Regions from separate parts of the Mus musculus genome. Here region 2 is linked to region 1. A link is a contact called in ENCODE Hi-C or POLR2A ChIA-PET data. All regions are on one chromosome and are shown on one strand. The core of a region is the stretch at or near the end of the contact, and the rest is flanking DNA. Distances in the headings are between cores, read along the strand shown. Region 1 overlaps Pptc7 (PTC7 protein phosphatase homolog). Region 2 holds the start of Rad9b (RAD9 checkpoint clamp component B).

Region 1 (7,352 bases), core at 2,680-5,179:
TAGACTAGCTTTACACCTGGCTCCCTTCATAGTGGCAGCAGCCTGGTCCCCGCCTTCTTTTGATGTATACATTCCTTTTGTATTTCATCACTGTAACTTGGTGGATCGTATTTTGCCTGGTTTCTTGTTATTCTTCGGTATAAAAAGTTTGATGCTCAACATGACAAAATACATTCAGATTCTACACAATCTCACGTGTTGGTCTGTCTGTCACCCGCCAACTCCTTGCCCATCTGCACCCAGAGACCCGCTCCACGCAGACAAAGGGACCCAGATGGTCTGCGGCAGGCAGCACACTCACCTGAACACTCCCCCAGCACTTAGGTTTATCCAGTGAGAAAAGACATGGAGACAGCACTACGGGGACCAAGCCCGTCAGATCAAGGCCCTGCCTGAACCTTTGGTTGAAATGGCTCCACATTTTTAATTAAGATTTTCATTTTTGGTCTTCCATTTGAAATTTTTGAGGTATTCTTGCTAAAATGGGATGGTCTGAAAAGGTGGGTTTGGGCCACATTTTCATGGTGCCTCAGAAGTCCCCATGTTTGGGAAAACACCTAGCTAGCCATATTAGCTTTTTTCAAGTAAGAGGTGCTCTGGTGCTGGCTATGCTGAGACTGGCCTGCAGGCTTTGTATGCCATAGCAGACTCTTGCTTTGCTGTGCGTTCTCTGACCATGCCCTGTCCTAGCTACTTCCACTTCCTCATCTATAAAATGGGCGCTGGAGGACAAGCCTCTGCTCAGCCCTGCCATCAAAGGTTCTACATCTTTCAACCAGCAGAGGGCTAGGACAGCTGGAGGCATGGCTCCAGAGATCAACAGTACTGGTGTCCTTGCAGAGGACCCAGGTTTGGTTCCTAGCATCCACAAGACTGTTCACGTCAGTTCCAGGGGATCCAACACTCTCTTCTTGCCTCCATAGGCAACACTCATACACATAATATTTTTAAAAAGCAAAGTTCATAAAGAAAATGAAAAGCCAACAGGTCTGTGCGTCTAGGCCGCCTCCTCACAGGGGCCTTCCCTAGCCAATCTAAGATAGGAGTCCCCTTTATTTCTAACCCTGCTCACTTGCCAGCAGCCTATATTGTGTATCTATCTCCTCCCCAGCCGTTCTCCTCTGCACTGGAAGCCCCGGAGGGTGGGCCGAGTGCTTCCTGCTGACGGCTGTCAGCACACAGTGCCCCAGTACAAGCGACCACCACAGGGCAGGCACGGTGCTAGGACTTCCTCCCCATGGTGTTGGTTACTCTTCCCTGCCACCCTGAAGGGGAAGACTTTTTCTTCTTCCCAGTTCACAGGCAAGGAGGCACTGCTTGGACAGTAGAAGAAACACCCCAAGCCAGAATGGCAAGGTGCCAGAGAAGAAGGCCAGGTCTGCCAGCCAGAACTTTCTCTGGGCTAAGAGAATCTGGAAAGCCCAGCTTCTGGTCCTGCCACCTTTTGTGGTAGAGGCCAAACTCTCCCTCAGTGATAGCTCTAGTCAACACCCACACTCCTTGCTGCCTGGTCTCACTTCTGACCTCCCAGCCTCAGCAACCGCAGGGTGTGTGGTGACAGGAAAAGGAGAGAGGCATAAGCAGGTGCATAAGATACGAGGAAACAAAGCAACTTCCGACTCCCCTGGACCACCCTATGAGGAAGGCTGAGCCAAGGGCTCCCCCAGTTCTCCTCTAATGTTCCCAATTGTAATCGCCTGGGATAGTATACCCATCATTTTGTGAAGTTCAAAAAACAGTCTTTTCCAAACCAACATAGGGACAGGGCACTGGGCAGAGCGGCAGCTCCCAGGGCCTCCAGGCTCCTTACCTTCAGTTTTTTCAGCTCCTGGAGGATCATGTAATCAGGCATGTTGTCAAAGAGCCCATCTGTTGCTGTCAGGATGATATCTCCTAACTGGACATCGAAAGATGTGCTATCAGCAGCGTCTGGGCTGTGGCAAGGACAGAGGAGGAACAGCAAGGTGAAGGAAGCCCTGCAGGTATGTGCCAAAGGCCCTGCTACCTGCATTTTACAATGTCAGGAGGCTTTAAATATGGCCTCAACTAAGGAAGCTGGGCTAGCGAGCGAGTCAGCAGACAAGGGGAAGACCAGCAAGCCTGCTCACTTGAGTTCTCCCATCCTAAGCACCCACAAGTGAGAGAACTGACTGCCACCAGTGTCCTGTGACCTCCATGCTCCAGCTGGGGCATTAACCCCGCCTCACAACATGAAGTCATACCAAAATGTCAATCCTGAGAAAACTAGCTGACAGCATCATCTGTATGTTTCAAAGGCTCAACAAAAGCCATTGAGTAAAGCTGAGTCCAGGCCAAGAGACCAGTCACGCATGGCACATGGATCAAGAGGAAGGCTCTCTCCTGAGGCAGGTCTAACCTCCACTATGTGCAAGGGAGTGTTCCTGTCCAGTCTGCAGTCTCTGATCCCAGCCTCTCCCACCCACACCACTACGCCCCTTCTGGCTCTCAGGAGGCTAGCCGCCCGCAGAGAACATGAGCGCCCAGAGAGGCTCTAGCACAGTTAAGGGCTGTGTATCTCCCACCCTGACATGGAACGCTTCAAGAAACTAGCTAATTGGCATACTGCAAACAGAATAACCCTCTGAATTGAGAGAAAATCTGTAATATGTTAAATAGAAAAGGCAGGAATATGTGGTGGATACAACTACTTCTGTAAAGAGGGGCAGACACACTTGAAGATTTCTAAGCTCAGAGCATCCATCAATCTGGAGAGAAGCTAGCCCAAGAGCCTCCTGGAGAACATGGGGTTACACCAGCGGCAGGAGGACGGTTGCTTGCCTTTTTTTTTTTTTAATTTATTTATTATTAAATGTAAGTACACTGTTCCTGTCTTCAGCCATACCAGAAGAGGGCATCGGATCCCATTACAGATGGTTGTGAGCCACCATGTGGTTGCTGGGAATTGAACTCAGAACCTTCGGAAGAGCAGTCAGTGCTCTTACCCTCTGAGCCATCTCGCCAGCCCCTGCCTTTTGTTTTTTTGGTATAGCTTTTCTGTTTTAGAGAGAAGGTCTCAACTTGTAGCTCAGGCTGAACTTGAACTCATAATTCTCCTGCCTCGGCCTCCTAGATGCTGGGATGACAGGTGTGTGCCACTATGCCCAAGCTGGGTTCAACTTTTAAAGGATGAGATGGCAGGTATTTTTTTCTTACAAAGCCTAAAGGAAACAGATCTAACTTGGGGGACACAAAGGCAGGAGTTCACAGCCCTGTGAGGCTGGCTCTCCTGAAGGCCACCTTCACTGTTTCCCAGCCTGAAAAGGCAGACAGAGGAGAGACCTAATCGTCCACCTGGCCCTGTGGTTAGGAATAACAGAAGCAAGACCTTAGACACCGACCAAGAGGCCAGAGCCAAAGCACCCCAGGCTTACCAGAAACCCCACACTTGTATACTAAGTGCTGAGACAGAAAACACATGGAAGAAAACACAAAGTAAGCCTGGTACACGCCTGAGGATCTACAGTGCCCCGAGCAAACGCCTGGCTCAGCTTTGCATGGCCATCGAGGGAAGGAGGCAGCTCACATCTAAAGATAAGAGTGACAACTAAGAACACGAAGCAGGAAGAGAAAACCACCATCGTACTGGTGGGCACTGGGCTAGTTCCTTCTGCAAAACTCCAGTCGGTATGCAAGGCTCTGGCTGTGTCCTTACAAGTGCACCGGGTTTTGGAAGTACAGAGTAAAGGCCAGGCTGGCACAGGGCTCTGTTTTATGCTGAGGTTTTCCTTTCCACGAGTGGCCTTTGCCATTCTGCCTGTGAGAGCCTCCCTCCCATTGGACAGCCCGTGCTCTGCTAACACTCCCGCCCATGAGCTTGGTGTCCCGCCAGCTGCAGCTCTGCCCATTCTGACTGAACACACTGTGCCGCTGGAAACTCTCGACCACACTGAAACACGAGCCGGAGTCACATGCTGGTGAGCTGGGCTCCACGGGCTGCTACCTCCACCTCACGGCAGGGCAGCAGACTGTGCCACTAGCCTGCCTGTCCCAAATCTTGCCTGCGGATCTGGTACTCAGAGGCCAAAACCGGCAGCAGCCAGTGTGGAAAAGGAAGCACCTTGACCCAGAGGCTGTCAGCTGAGGCTGTCATTCCAAATGGCTAGGGCTACTGTGTATGTATTACCGCACACTCAACAACACAAGAGTGGGTTCAGTGAGATGGCTCAGGGATGGCACCTGCTGCCAAACCTGACACTGGGAACCCACATGATAGACGAGAACTAACCTGCACACCTGTGCCAGGACACACACACACTACCTCCACCTCATACACAAGATAAATAAATATTTTAGTCACACAGTCCATGTCTAATCAGAGGTTCTTCCACCTAAGGCACTCAGCAGACCCCAAAGCTCAAAGCACTTCCCTCTCTCAGCAGCAGGGTTCTAAGTTTTTTAAGACTGGGTCTTTCTATATATAGCCCAGGCTGGCCTCAAACTGGTAATCCTCCTGCCTTAGCCTCCTGAATACAGGGATTACAGGTACAAGCCCCATGCCTACCTAGCAAGCAGATTATTTAAATGGACAACACCAAATACCTAATTATATAATATCCTTGTTCCAGAATCAAAGGTGGCAGAAATACCTGTTTTATGTTAGTTTGGCCTTGAGATCTGGGTCACTAGGAGGTAATAGGTAGAAAGAAAGATATAAGCAAGAAGAACATTTACTGTGGGCCTCTTCACTGAAGAACCCCAACTCAGGGGTCGCCAGTAAGCAGGTGCCACCCCTGGAAGGCAGCTGAACTAAGTGTGGTCCGAGCCTAACCTCACGAGAGTCTAAGAAAAGAACACACTGAAAATTAATTATAGAGTGTTCCAGTTGTTTTGAAAGGTTCCTGGAAGTTTAAAATTAAACTAAGACATTAGCAATCATCAAGAAAAAGAGACCACCCTAGTGACCCCATTAAGGACGGAGGCAGGTCTGGCCACTTCTCTTCTGTTGGGCGCATGTGTGAGAAGGACCTCTGAGTGGGAAGTTATTCTGACAAGTAAGACGGCCGTCAGCCAGTGTGCGGCTGCCCGAGGACTGGACTGACAGAAGGCGGACTGGCCTGTGCACAACACTTCCAGCTGACTCTGTAAGAGCACCTTGGCTTGGCTGGGATACCCACTTATTCCAAGTCCCTTGCAAAGGCCCCACTAACTGGTCCTGAGGACGTCAGTGTCTCAGGAAAGAGGACAGGAGGGAGGAAGGGAGGGATGGGTGAGGCACCTCCTGCTTGCTTACCTGTCGCTCAGGACAACCCCCTCGGCCTCAGGAGGGGCGATGGAGAGCTGGAATGGAGTGTTGAAGTAGTGCTGCTGCTCGTCAGACCGGTGCACAACCTCGCCGCCCCGGACCACCAGGAAGCCCGAGTCACCCAGGTTCGCTGTGTGCAAGCGGTGGCTACTTCTGTCCAGCACCACGATGCAGGCTGTGCTGCTACCTACAAACAACATGGGCATCCGCTCACTGTCTCCCCCGGGCTGCTGCCCGTCAGCACTCAGCTCCATCCAGGTTTGCCCCACACCCGAGAACCCCGAGGTGCTGAGGACAAGGGGTGTGGGAGCACGGTAAGCAAGGTGCACCATGTTCCTCCTCCTGTAGACACGAGTGCCAGGCCCCACAGCAGGTTACTGGGTCTTACTACTTAGTCGTTGGAACAAGGTTCCTGCAGCTGACACTTCACTAAATTTACTGATGTTTCAGACAGGGACATACCCAGCCTCCAAAACCAGGCTGCCCTCTGCTGTAGCCATGAAGCACTTTCTGGAGACTGATGACAATGAGGCCATAGGACCAATTTTTGCAAGTGGCTCAAAGATCAACCTGTTCACTTTCCAGAGACTGGTGCACAGGAGGACAAGCCCCACCTTGCCAGCAGCCAGCAAGCACCGCGTGCAACCACTGCTGTACAAGGCCCACAGTCTCCGGCCTGGCTGACTACAGCAAAAATTGCACCTGCCTCCACCAGAAGAACACACAGCTCACCGAGAAACAAATGGAGCATGCCCAAGTATGGCCTGCCAGCAGCCAGTCCTCTGAGATTGTTAACAAGAACCGTAAGAAGATGACACAGGCAACCTGCTCACTCTTACTCTGGGGAGGCACTGGGTAAATTAATCTTTCTGAGAGTCATACAGCCCTGAAAACATACATATTGTCATCTAGCAGGTCTCCCTGAAGGAAGCCAGGTGAGAAGACCGTAAGAGATGCAAGTCAGACTGAAAGATAAAACCCCTGGTTAGGAGCCAGAGACCCGGAGTGAGCTACATGGCTCTGCCTGTGCCACTGGGACAGGGACTTTGCTGGCATGAGCACAGTCCTGCACCCAATCCCGAAACAGCTTAGCAGTGTCACACACTCAGCAGCATGATCTGAACCCCAGGGGCTCGGCCACTTTGATGCTCTACGGTCCAGCTCTGTGCTTAGCTTCCTTGTTCACAGCAATAGGACAATAGCCTCACAGAGAGAGTCATGAGGAAAAAGCCAGTTAAGTCATGGCAAACACTCAAAGTGGGCTCTCCAGTCAAGCCACTTGGCAAGCGTGTTAGAGAACACACTTGGGAAGGGAAGATGAGTGAAATAAGGAGATTAAAGCTAGTCTTGGGGGACTGTAAAGATGGCTCAGTGCTTAAGAGGTCTTCTAGATTGCTCTTCCAGAGGTCCTGAGCTCAGTTCCCAGGACCTCATGGTGGCTCACAACCATCTCTAACTCCAGTTCTAGGGGACCTATCCACCACCCTATTCTGGCCTTTGTGGACATGCATACACTCAGGCACACGCATATATGCATACGGTAGATAAATAAATTTATTGTTAAGAAAGTATTGGCTTGAGCTGTCATCCAGCTGCCTGAGTGCTCCCTGAGCATGGCCCGCATCCTGAGCTCACTCCTCAGCATCACGCAAAGCACATGGAGTGCTTGGAGCCCAGTACTCAGGACAGGAAGGCAGGAAGGAGGCTGAGAAACTCAAGGTCATCCCCAGCCACGCTGAGTCTGAGGCCAGCTGAGGCCTCTGAGACGCTGTCTCTTTAAAAAAGAAAAGAAAAAAGCTAAGCAAGCTGACTGTGGAAACACTCAGTTAATCCCAGGGCACTGCTCTCCAGCTGCGCATCAGGAGCAGGCCTCTCAGCCTCTCAGCATCTCTAGGCCCGAGCTGCCTCCAGCCAGCTGTGGAGAGAGTTTCTATGCACCTGCTTTACCCGGGGTGGAGGCAGAGCACACTCAAAACCACAAGCTCTCCCCTGTGCAGACACAGGAGGGACACAGAGGTGCAGCGACTACAGTCACCAGTTTCTCAGTGGGATTCCAGTATTTCTTATCTCGTCCCAGTGAAAAGACATA
Region 2 (7,352 bases), core at 1,803-4,302, 39 kb before region 1:
AATTGTTCACTGAGAATGTACCAGAAAGAACAGAGGTGAGAGACAACACTGTTATCCTTATTGAAGATGTCAACTCTGTAAGGTGCCACAGCACCCCTGACAATTAGTGTGTCAAAACTGTGACTGGATGAATGGCCCTGCAGGCAGCATCATGGCTCCACAGTGAGATGGAGTCCTCTGCTTTGCTGCTGGTGACAAAGTTATGGGAAAGAAATAACATGTCAAGAGTGTCCTTGCCTAAATTCCACAATGACAAATCAGGTTAGACAGACAGTAGAGGCAGCAAAGGATCTGGAAGCCAAAGTCTTGTCAAAAATCATGTAAAAGCAAAAACCCAAACAAGCATGGGGATTTGATTACTCCCTATTTGACAGAGCTGGAAAGAGTAAGAAATCCAGTCAGTTATCAGCCACCCAACCACCATTGTTAGTAGGAGCGGAGAAAAACTTACTCTGTGCCCAGCCTTAGTGGAATGAAGAAGTTGATTGCAGACAGGGGAATGGAAAAAAAAAGGGGGTGAAACATGACCAATGTTAAAAGAAAGCAACAAAAGTTAAAAGAAAAGAAACAAATAAACCAAAAACCCATACCAAATATGCAAAAATTGTTAATGATTTCTGAATGTTATGAAAGGAAATGTTAAAAATCAGCTGTGCCGAAAATAATTCCAAAAGAACTACTGATTCTCTTTTTAAACACAGGACAAACACCCACACACAGCAAACTGTCAATGTCGTTCTACATTTTCTTGCTTTGTACACCAACTCCTGTTTCTTTACTTCTCAATCTGTCTACTCTTTATAATTTGAGTAGATTATAAAGATTTGATATTTATAATTTGAAGAATTCATCAGGAAAAGGTTAAAGTTAGTATTTTCTCATTACTGGGGTCTTGTTATCTCTAGATATACTGGAGGTATATGTGTATATGTGTATGTATATATATGTGTGTGTATATAGATATGTATATATGTGTGTGTGTATGTATATATATACACATACATACACACATATATATATTTATTTATTTTATGTTTGAGGTTCTAGTATTGAAAAATCACACTCCAGGGTAAGTTATGTGCTATAGAGGATATTACTAGCTGGAGTACTTTATCATGTGACAAAAATGTCAAGATCAAGCTCTGTGTGGTGGCACACTCCTTTAGTGCCCACTCTCAGGAGACAGAGGCAGGCAGATCTCTGATTTCCAGGCCAGTAGGGCTACATCGTTATAACCTGACTTAGGATGGAAGAGATGGCTCAGCAATTAAAAAGCACTTGCTGATCTTTGAAGGACCCGGATTTGGTTCCCAGTACCCGCGTGGCACCTCACAACTCCCTGTAACTCCAGTTCCGGGGGATCCGAAGCCCTCTGGTCTCCAGTAGCTCCTGAACTTGTTTGGTGCACATAAACTCATGTAGAGACACATACACAAAAATTCAAAATAAAAATTTAAAAGAAACGTGATGCCCAGCATAGCAACTGCCCTTAAACATAAGCGTTCACCCCTCAAAACGACTTCAGAGACATGAATATGCAATCATTCCAGCAAATTCTTCTTCCTTGCAAGTGTCTCCAAATTGCCATCAAAGAACTAGTCTACTTTAAACTGGAGTCTAAAGCAAAATAATTCTCTTTTAGATGCCAAAATCCAGTGAATTTAAGCATATACCTTTGGAACGGCTTATAAAGCCACCTTTTTTTTTTTCTTTTCCATTTTTTATTAGGTATTTATCTCATTTACATTTCCAATGCTATACCAAAAGGCCCCCGTAGCCACCCACCCCCACTCCCATACCCACCCACTCCCCCTTTTTGGCCCTAGCGTTCCCCTGTACTGGGGCATATAAAGTTTGCATGTCCAATGGGCCTCTCTTTCCAGTGATGGCCGACTAGGCCATCTTTTGATACATATGCAGCTAGAGTCAAGAGCTCCGGGGTACTGGTTAGTTCATAATGTTGTTCCACCTATAGGGTTGCAGATCCCTTTAGCTCCTTGGATACTTTCTCTAGCTCCTCCATTGGGAGCCCTGTGATCCATCCATTAGCTGACTGTGAGCATCCACTTCTGTGTTTGCTAGGCCACCTTTTTAAAAGGTTGTCTGCACAAGGATAATCTGTGAAAAACGCAACGCGTGCCCAGCAGCCAGTGAGGTGCCTTCACTTTAACCTTCATCAGGACAAACAGCAGTCCCCCCCCCCAACTTTAGAGAGCAAAGAGTGCCTTCGAAAATCGGATTACAAGGACGTGTCTGCACAGAAAAGTCGTAGGGACAGCAATCTATTGGGGGGGACGGGCCTAAAGGTCTGATGCAGACTGGGTAAGCTAAGGCTCTCCGAACAACCCCGCGCATCTCCGCAGGCTCCAAACGATCCCCACGACATCGCTCAATGGGGCCGCAGCGGCCACAGGAGACGAGCAGTCCCCTTTCCGGGTCCCCGTCCGGAGTGGCGGCCAGTGCGACGGCTACTTCGCGCTCTGCCCCGAGGCCGGCTACCCCCAGCAAGCCGGGAAGGACCAGGAGGGAAGAGACGTGCGGTCACACCGACTGCCGGAGCCGATCTCGTGACCGGGTCCGGCCGCCGGGTCCGCCTCGCACGCCCTCTGGCCGCTGGGGCGAGGGGGCGACATCAGGCCGAGCCGCACCCTCAACCAGCCGCGGTCCTCCCGTTCCAACTCCGCGGCCACCCGGATCCTCCTCGCGCCCCCACCCCACTCCCTCAACCGGACGCCGCAGCATCCCGGCCCCACCCGGGTAGCAGCCGCCGTGGGGCTCACCATCCTGTCACCAGGGCTCCGTTCAATCACCACGAACGCCGCCGCCCTCTTCCTCAGGCTCCTCGGTCGACCCGCCCACTTCTTCCGCCACCAATGAGACGCGAAGTTGGCAAGAGCCTGTCTTACGGGGGCCCGTAAGGGTCATTTCCCGTCAAGGGAAAAAAAAAAAAAACCCGGCGCTGCAAGAAATCGCTCGTGGGCGGGGCAAAGGAAAGGCTGAGCTCGCGGAAAGTGCGGGGGCAACATCCGGGCACCCGCGGCTGGCGCGCTTGCGCCCTCCATGCCTGCTCTGCCCGTAGCCATGCTGAAGTGCGGGATGACGGGCGGCCAGGTGAAAGGTGGAGCGGCCATTCTTGCTTTGCTACTTAGAAGAGGGAAAAGTCTAACGCCTCGTGCAGGGTTTATCCATCGTCTTCTTCGGCCTCCTCCGCCATTCTTCGCCACGACTGAAGCTGCCATAGCGCGCCTCGCGAGGGCCATGCTGGGCTTCGAAGAGCATGCCAGCCCCGTTCCATTTGATTTATGTCCAGGGTTTAATTCGGTGACCGAGAAAAGAATTGTGCCATTGGGCCTTAAACTCGGATTGAGGAGGGCTGATGTGGAGAGAATTCAAGGGGGGAAATAATACTTGACCAGCAAAAGTATTTTTGAGCTGTGGGAAAACCAACCTGCTGCTTTATTCGACATTCTGCCGGAGACATTTTTTTTATTGTTGTTGGGTTTTGTTTTTGTTTTAATATATAATCTCGAACAATCCTCTCTGTCCCTCAGTCGAAAAATGAGACTAATATTAGCCCCTTCGTTGATAGAGGTTGTTAGAAGCATGGGCTAAATAAAAAGTCCATGTAGTGAGATCAGAAATTAGAAAGACTGTGTGGAGAACTGTATAATACATAGCCTTATAAGGGGGGTGGGATGCTTGGGCTGGGGACCGGGTTTGTGTGTAGACAGACCAAAGAAGGGCCAGTGTACCATCCCCCTTCAGAGGTTGGGAGAACTCAAAATGAATGAGAGCATTAGCACGGAAATTGGCTTGCAGGAGAAATAATGTTGAATTTTATGTCGATGCATATTTATTGAAGTCTTACTGTGTATGTAGGTAAGGGTATACGGCATTTCCTAATGTAAATTAGTCTATAAAACGCTGTGTGGATCGGCTGAGTAGTTTAACTCCCAGGTGTATCTTGACCAAAAAGTTCAGTGTAATCACTTAACGGGAAATTGTTCGGACATATTCAGGAAAAAAGGATTTCAAACCACTGTTTCCAGCTCTGTGGCATCACATACAATTAGGACACCGTGTGGTGAATTCCTGTCATGGTGCCTCCTCTCATAGTGATGCACTTTGCTAAGGCTTGACACAGCATCAAAGTTGAGATCGTTATAGTCTAACAACATGTTAACCTAGCCTAGCATGTTGGAAGCCAAGATGCTCAATGCTGTTGTCGTATGGATAGCCCATGAATGGATGCAAGTGCTAACCACTTAGTTTCCAGCCTTTAGCCCAAGATCAAGCGTAGAGCAATTAGTAGAGCCAGGATGAAATGGGTTAGTCGGAAAAGGCCTTGAAGTTTCGGAAGGATGAAGTTTGCCAACAATTTTGGATAACTAGTGTTTTGATTGAGGAGTAGTCTTGTCTCTGTAAAACTAAAATCCCCTATTTCCATCTCAGGCAGTCTGACCCACAGGGCGCTAACACGCAACAGAAGAATCACTTGCATTTGACAGGCATGACTAAGTTGTTCAGTGGATCCCACCGTCCTTTCTGGTTTTCACTTGAGTCCTGTGCATACAAGAGTAGTCTTGTGGTTTGTCTTCACTGCTTGGGAAGAATGTGAACGCACCTTTCTTTTCCTCCATAGTATTTGGGAAAGCAGTACAAACGCTATCACGAGTGAGCGATGAGCTGTGGCTAGACCCATCCGAGAAAGGTGTAAGTTAAAAGGCCTGCTGTGTCGAAAACCAAACCAAAAAAAAAAAAAGCCAGGTGTGCCTCAAATCCCAGCACTTGGGAGGAAGAGGCAGTGGGGTTTCTTTGAGTTTAAGGCCAACCTGGTCCACAGAGTAAGTTCCAGGACGCCAAAGCCACACAGAGAAACTCTGTCTCAAACCCTCCCCTACGGGTCAAGAAACACAAACAGACAAACGAAAAACAACGACAACAACACAAAACAAACCAGGTGTGATGGCACAGGCCTATATTCCCAGTGCCAGGGAGGCAGAGCTCAGCCAGCTATATATCAAGTGTGAGACCAGTTTGAACTACGGGAAACCTATTTTACATGCCAAGATAAATTAAATTTAAAAGAATGTTAAGTGACTGGTTCATATATTAAAGCAAGAGAAGATGTTTTAAAAGTGCTAAGTCCAAGTGAAGTGTGGTGGGTAAAATCGAGAGCACATAAAAATTCCAAAACCTGACAGTTTATAAGCATGCATTCCCAGAATGGCTGCTGCGTTAAGTTATAGCTTCTCCCCCCAGGCAAGGTATGAGGTCAGTCACTTAGGGCTTTTCTGTCACTTCCCACACTTCATGCATTAACGTTGTGGTCACTGTGGACACTGACAGTTTTACGGTATCAGAGCTTGAGAGTATAGATTTTGTATGTGTATGTTCAATATAGATATATACACATCTGTAGGTACCATGTGCAAGTTCAGTGCGCACGGTTTTATTTGAATGTATTTGTGGCATTATGGTCACAGCAGGATTGACTCAGGATAGAAGTCGGTCTTCTCTGAAATAGCTCACTTATTCCTTTCCAGCTTGCTCTGAGATCTGTGAATTCTTGTCATTCCACGTATGGCTACGTCCTGTTTTCATCTATGTTTTTTCAACATTATCAGTGGTCACCCTTTGCCACGATGAGTGATACTGACTTACCACTGAATTTAAATTGCAAATTGGCAATAAAGGTAAAAACAGTTGATTTTCTCTTATATGGGAGGAATACTCCTTTTGTAGGGCTTAACAGCTGTACTATACTTAATCATTTCTATGCCATTTATGAATATACAGACGTTCATCTGTTGGGCTTTTTAAAGTTAATGGGGTAGCCATAGTAAGTATGTGTTTAATGTTTACGATGTGTTTGTATTGCAGTCAGTTCTGCCAATCTTTAGATGTCTGAATTACCTTGAAAGAAGTGTGGAGAAGTGCACAGTAGTCGCCAGAGCGGATAAATGCAGAGTCGTCATTCAGTTCTTCGGCAAGCATGGTAGGTGCAGCAGAAAGTGGTGTGTTTCTTAGTGTCTTTGTGCGTACAGTCTGCAGACGACTTCGGAGTGGGTTCTGTGCAGGAATGCAGTGTGGCAGGTGTGACACCTGTCTTTGCAGGTGTAGTGTAAGCAAAGTGGCCGAGGTTATCTCCTCAGGACTAAAAGGCACAAGCTCGTCTGCATGCAAAACAAAACAGCTTTTTAAAACGTCCAACCAGGGAGGTGGATCAGTCAGCCTTGCAAGCAAATGATCTGACATCATGATCAGGACCATGTTTTTAAAAGAAATGTAGGTATGGTGACAAATGCTGGTAGATCCAGTGCTGCAGAGGCAGAGAAGAAGGCAGGTCCCTGGGACTCACTGTCCCCATAGCCTAGACTACCTGATGAGCTTCAGAGCAGTGAGAGGTGCCTCTTAATGAAGAAGGGGGTCCAGATGGAAGACAGACTCGGAAATGACATCTGAGGTTGACCTCTGGCCTTATGTCTCTCACACACACACACACAGGACACATGCTCCCTACATATATGTTCAGTTGAACATGAATTTGTTTTTCTAGCTGGACACAAGGCCACACATCTCTGAACCTAGCACTCAAAAGTGGCTGAGACAATCAGGTCATGAGTTCCAGGCCAGTGTAGCAATATAGCTAGTTTGTTTTTGTTTTTGTTTTTCTCTAGACAGGGATTCTCTGTGTAGCCTTGGCTGTCCTAGAACTCGCTCTATAGACCAGGCTGGCCTCAAACTCAGAAATCTGCCTGCCAAGTGCTGGGATTAAAGGCATGTGCCACTACTGCCCGGCAATATAGCTAGTTTTAGGCTCTCACCTATGGAGTGGAATCCTGGCTCAGAGAAATCAATTCATACTTGTATCATTGGTCCAACTCTTCCGTGTTCAGGAATGCTCTTCTGGAAGGCGGTAGCCTTCCATTCACTTCCATACAACTGTTAGAATCATATTTCTTCATTTTGACTTACGCTTATCTTAATAATATATTTTTACTTCAGTGAAATTTTACTCTATAAATACAAATGGTGTAGCATTATTTCTCCCTTCTTTGAATCTAAATCTATGTAATAGGAAACCATGTGAGGAGCATACTTAAAAAGACAGCAAGGCTGACTGTCACAAAATGTAACTGTGAGTTCTATTCCATGGCCTGTTAGCTTTGTGGAAGAACATAAGCTCTGGGAGCCTTCCCTTTCGCTGTGTACACTGGGAGTGGCTTTGCCCTCATGCCACAGGCCACCGTGGGGAGAAAGTGAGGTCATACAGGGGACAGGCCTGGGTCCGGAGCCTGTTGCAGAGGGAGTGCTCATCAGCCAGGACCTCAGGTGGATTTCTGAGAGCC

What was found. Hi-C counts contacts between places; a loop is a spot of excess contacts on that map. ChIA-PET counts read pairs that join two places held with the same protein, here RNA polymerase II (POLR2A).
Region 2: a loop to region 1 is called in a map of left cerebral cortex, with 1.8 times the contacts of the local background. The contact joins the promoter of Rad9b here to the enhancer-like site in region 1. A Hi-C loop is called at or near these places in 1 of 37 maps with a recorded cell type or tissue (left cerebral cortex). POLR2A ChIA-PET finds 5 or more read pairs at or near these places in 3 of 5 experiments (Patski and embryonic stem cell).

Annotation. Positions count from the first base shown.
Region 1 is chr5:122,311,693-122,319,044 of GRCm38, reverse strand. It overlaps Pptc7 (PTC7 protein phosphatase homolog), which reads right to left. Exons shown (of 6, transcript NM_177242.4): 3 at 5,252-5,450; 4 at 1,811-1,934. Among named protein-coding and RNA genes, the nearest start is that of Pptc7, 31 kb to the right of the region's middle. Within about 2 kb of position 3,929, at least 1 of the 3 ENCODE cell types and tissues checked has a DNase peak (open chromatin) inside an H3K27ac peak, as active enhancers do.
Region 2 is chr5:122,349,905-122,357,256 of GRCm38, reverse strand. It overlaps Rad9b (RAD9 checkpoint clamp component B), which reads left to right and starts at 3,052. Exons shown (of 13, transcript NM_001382853.1): 1 at 3,052-3,118; 2 at 4,643-4,713; 3 at 5,547-5,696; 4 at 5,884-5,998. The coding sequence starts at 3,082. It overlaps Vps29 (VPS29 retromer complex component), which reads right to left and starts at 2,929. Exons shown (of 4, transcript NM_019780.2): 1 at 2,781-2,929. The coding sequence starts at 2,783.